Linked DNA regions of Mus musculus: region 1 is linked to region 2. Evidence: chromatin loops called from intact Hi-C (ENCODE). Cell type or tissue: left cerebral cortex. All regions are shown on one strand.

Evidence for each region. Hi-C counts contacts between places; a loop is a spot of excess contacts. Peaks named below come from ENCODE experiments on the same cell type or tissue, not always from the same donor. Only the 100,000 strongest peaks of a DNase experiment are listed, where the experiment ranks them.
Region 1: it touches region 2 in a loop (1.8-fold over the local background); 2 of 42 quality-filtered maps call a loop at or near these places.

Annotation. Positions count from the first base shown.
Region 1 is chr7:114,078,038-114,080,537 of GRCm38, reverse strand. All of the region lies in intron 1 of Rras2 (related RAS viral (r-ras) oncogene 2), which reads left to right. Among named protein-coding and RNA genes, the nearest start is that of Rras2, 38 kb to the left of the region's middle. In left cerebral cortex, a CTCF peak has its summit at 1,441 (motif pointing right); no DNase peak of the experiment used is centred here.
Region 2 is chr7:114,181,500-114,183,999 of GRCm38, reverse strand. No RefSeq gene overlaps it. Among named protein-coding and RNA genes, the nearest start is that of Rras2, 65 kb to the right of the region's middle. In left cerebral cortex, a CTCF peak has its summit at 1,299; DNase peaks (open chromatin) are centred at 911, 1,019, 1,233 and 2,291; H3K27ac peaks cover 1,208 bases.

The sequences.
Region 1 (2,500 bases), 100 kb after region 2:
CTTTCCGCCTGCTATATAAGCAGGTTACACAGCCATTTTGGTAATCTCTTTCTTCCAGTTGCCTTGTCTGTGTGTTTAAGATAGAGCAGAGCCTGGTCCACGCTGGAGGACACGGAAGCACTCTTTGTTGTTGCTGTTCTCAATGCCATGTCTACCACTGACACCTGTTTATCTTTGCCAACTTTGTAAACTACTTTCTCCTTCTGACTGCCTGACTTTTTTCCTTAAAAACTTTTTATTACATGTGATTACTTAGCTGTGTGTGCAAGTACACACATAGGCCATAACATACTTGTGGCGGTTAGAGACAGCTCGCTATCGTCTAAGCTGATGGGTCTCTCCTTCCACCACATGGGTTTAGAGAGTCAATCATGGCTCCTCAGGTTTGGCGGCTGGCACCTTTACCAGCTGAGCCATTTCCATCTCCTGGCTACCATTTTCTTTGTTCTTTTCCAACAATTTTTCAATTTTCATCACCCCGCCCCCATGGGCATTTTCCCCACCCTCCAGTCCTGGACACCACCCCTACTTCCCTCTGTCTGATCGTCTGATCCTAGGACCTTGCTTCCAGTGTTATGCTTCCCTCCATTATGCCGCGAAACAGACATGCAGGAAGTGTGACAACAGAGCATGGGTCCCTCTTAGTTCTCAGTCTTCTCCCTCCTGCTGCCTGGGGAGGCTCCATAGATGAGAGTGCCATTCTTCCAGTTAGCGGTGAAGTCCTCGTACCATCAAGTCCCTCTGACAGACCCTGAGTCAACATCCGATTTGTCACCTACTGGCCTCTCCACACACAGATCTGGCTACTTCTTGTCGCTGGTACAGCCACCATCCCAGGGCAAACCATTGCTCTTCATGATTTATCAAAAGTTTCTCAGGTAGGTGCCAGCTTCAAATGCCAGTGGTTTCACTCTTTGAATACATTCCAGAGTCCTCACTGTGGCCCACAGGAGGAGCCTGCCTCCTAGTGACCTCAGGGGCTAGTCTTGCTTTCTATGTGGCCACTTCCTGTTGCTCCTCCAGCCCCACAGGGTTTCACTGTTAGTTCCCCCTGGATCTTCTCTTTAGAAGCTGCATGGCTCTCGCCTTCTCGCCATCTCCGCTTCTCTCATCTGTGTCATGATCAGTGAAGTCTTCTTTGGTCATTGTGTTCTGTTCTCCTGTCCACATGACACTGACAGTCTCCTTTTTTTCTTCAGAGTCCACATCCCTATTGATTTATTTATCAATGTTTATTTGTTGATGGAGGTCCTTCTGAGAACTTGTAAGCGGGGTGAGAAGCCAGGCTTTGAACCCCAGCTCAAGTACAGTGTGTTTGGCAGGTATAGCTTCCTTATTGGTAAGAGCTGGTGACTCTGACAGATTCACATAAAGTTTTGTTTTGTTTTAAATTAATTTTATGTGAGTACACTGTTGCTATCTTCAGACACACCAGAAGAGGGCATCAGATCCCATTACAGATAGTTGTGAGTCACTATGTGGTTTCTGGGAATTGAACTCAGGACCTCTGGAAGAACAGTAGAGTTTTTTTTTGTTTTTTGTTTTGTTTTTGTTTTTGTTTTTTGTTTACATGAGCTCCTGGTTTTATATCTACAGACTTTTCTCTGTTCTAGAAGAGTTAGGAAAAGAAATTGGGATTTAGGACATTGGATAGGTGGCAAAGGTTACAGCTCTGTGTGAGTTGGCCATCTACCTGCAGATAAAGCAGCCTTCCTTCCTTTCTATGTGTGGAAGGGACAAGAGCCAAGTTTTGAATTTATATTTTGAGCCAAGCCAATATAGCAAGTATGTTACAATATGGACTTTTCAAATATGAATGGCTATATGCATTTTAATGGTAAGGAAATTAAGTTTCAAAAGATGAAGAAACATTCTCTGAGGGAGGGGACGGGAGGGGGAGGGGAGGGGAGGGGGGATTTTTGGGATAACATTGGAAATGTAAATGAAGAAAATACCTAATAAAAAAATGGAAGGAAAAAAAAAAAAAAGAAAGAAACATTCTCCTGGCCATGTAGCTTTTGAGTGAGATGACCTGGTCTGATGACCCAGTGGAGGCTGTACTCCTTCCAGTATTTACTGTGCAAAACCTAGAGAGGGGTGCATGGTATTGCAAGGCTAGAGAATTTTCCCATGTTGCATTTCAGTCTTTATTACAAACTTTGGCGAGTAATTATCATTTTAACTTTGCAAGCAATTAACCTTGGTGTATCTATAGGGATCTGGGGTTGACTGTAAACCCTACAGCTAAGACATAGCAGAGATTCAACTTGTAGCAAAACTTTTCTTAAAACCTAACATTATTTTTGACACATTGTATTAGCTAAATACATCACAGTACCATAGAGGTAGGCAAAACCTTGATCAGAAAGAACAAATTCTTCTCTTACAGCTAAAAGCAAAGAGAGGGACTGGATCTAGCTTTTGTTGAGTTTAATGTATCTGGGTCTTTCAAAACCCTTGTTTCTCTTTTCAAAAGAGAAACAAATTTCAAAAACTTGAA
Region 2 (2,500 bases):
CCCTCCCATTGTTCAAATTTGGTGCCGACTCCCTGGAGTGGTTCAGGGATGCTGGGGTCACGGTGTCAATAAAGAGCATTAAAAAAGCCCCTCCCATTCTGCTTTGCACCATTCCTCAGCCTACTTGATCTTACTTTAGCCTTTGACACTAATGACCATTTCCTCATTCTTAACATTCTGTGCACTTTTAGCTTCCAGGAATCAGTTCTCTTCTGAATCTATTCTAGTCCTTCCAAATCGCAAGGATCCTCTCACTGGCTCCTTCACCCTTACATCCTGACTTCTTTCCTTGCCCTGCTCTGTGACATCTTCTCTCTCCCTTACTGATCTCAGCCACCACCCATGGCTTCATTTATCGTCCATCTCTCGTGACTCACAGATCTGTTTCCGAATCTCTCTTCCCAGCATTCCACATCTACATAGCAAATTGCTTAGTGTAAATCTCTCCTTGGATGGCTCATATTGTATCCCTAATCCCTGTCCTTCCCAGAGGCTATCACCATAGTGCTGTGGGTCTGGCTCAGCAAACGGCACAAACGTATATCTTTCTGTCAAGCTAAAATTCAAAAACCAACCCTCTTCCTTTCTGCTTCCCAGGCGCAGATCCTGATTCCTGACTGATATATCTGCTAAATATCTTTAGTGCAAGCTCTCCTCTAGTTTCCCCACATAGTGTTGCTCACATCTTCATTTTCTCTCAAAGGGACTTTTTTTTTTTTTTTTTTTGAGGGGGGGGATGTCGAGACAGGGTTTCTCTGTGTATCCCTGGCTGTCCTGGAACTCACTTTGTAGATCAGGCTGGCCTCCAACTCAGAAATCCGCCTGTCTCTGCCTCCCGAGTGCTGGGATTAAAGGCGTGCACCACCATGCCCGGCTTCTCAAAGGGACTATTGCAACAGATTTCTATTTGCTCTCTGGGCAAATGCTAGGTGTATTTTGATTTCTGCAAATCACTCATTAAGTCGGACTATTCCTTGCTCATACAACACCAGAACCTTTTGTCTAGTTATTCATCAGGCCCTCCAGGGCTGCTCCAAGACTCTCTTTCAGACCACACAGAGCATCCTTTCTGCTTTTTATGTCCTTCCCCATCTTCGTGATTTCGCAATTGCCTCTCACATTTCTATGCCTTGCCTGAGTGTCTGCCTCTTCTGTGGATTGGTGGATCATTCCTGGACCCCCTCTAGCAGTTTCTCCATCAATCTGTCCCTGAACTCACTGCAGCACTCTATTTATTACAATGTATCTACATCCAATTCTCCTGTGGACTCCCTAAGCAGGTCTCTAGGTGGCTCTCCCTACATGCCGTGCAAATGTTTAGTTTTCTTAACCAAAAACTCATAGCTAGGGTTTGGAGAGTACCTTGTGAGTTCCATGAAAATGTATGTGAAATGATATGTCTGAGGTTATTAAAGGAACCAGAGGTTTAAAGGAACCCTAAATTCATAGACAGTTAAGATCTCTACCTTATGGGTAAACATTGTCAAGAAGCTATGTTTAGAAATCTGAAATTCATCCATTTCAGCCTACATTTCACAATGGGATGGGATGATTACTGCTACGGCAGCGGCGGCTGCTGCTGCTGCTGCTGTTTTTGCTGCTGTTGCTGCATGGAGTTGTTGTTGCTGCTCCTGTTATTGCTGTACGTTGCTGCTGCTGCTGCTGTTACAGCATGCTGTTGTTGCTGATGCTGTTGCTGCATGCTTTCTGTTTTTGCTGCTGCTCCTGTTATTGCTGCATGCTGTTGCTCTTATTACTGCATGTTGTGGTTGCTGCTGCTATTGTTGTTGCTGTTGCTCCTGTTATTGCTGCATGCTCTTGTTGCTGCTGCTGTTTATGTTGTTGCTATTGCTACTGTTTCTGTTCCTGTTGTTGTTGTTGCTGCTGCTGCTGCTGCTGGCTAATGAGGACAGATATGAGTGAAGGGGCATGTAGCAGCTTTCCCTGCAAGTGGGGATACTCAAAAGCCACCCCTTCTTCTCTCTTCCCCCACATCTCTGTCTTCCTCTTTCATTGTGTGAGCACACACAACCAGAATGAATGCAGATTTGAAACTTGAACATACACAGACCTCTGAATGTACACACAAGAGACACACAACCAGGCATGCACACATAGATAAACATACACAAACACCCAAGTGAGCATGTGAATCACAAACACCCTCGCTCCTAAGTACACACGCATACCCATAAACCCATACATGTGATACTCACAGAACTAGGCTCCCACAACTCCCTCCTGCAGAGAGTGATTGCAGCACCTGGCACCAGGCCCATGAAGACAGCCGAGTGGAGCCATCTGTCAGGCTGAGGTTCCTGAACACCACCCATCCTGCCTGAGCTCAGCTGGTCGGCATGCCGGGCATGTGGCCTTGCTATTCTCTCTGGCTGAATCATGCTGAGTGAGCTGGCCTGGCTAGAGTTTATCAAATCGGAACAGAATTTTGGCAAAACAGATGACTCGTGAGCTTGGCATTTGTGTGCTCAGGAGTCAGAGA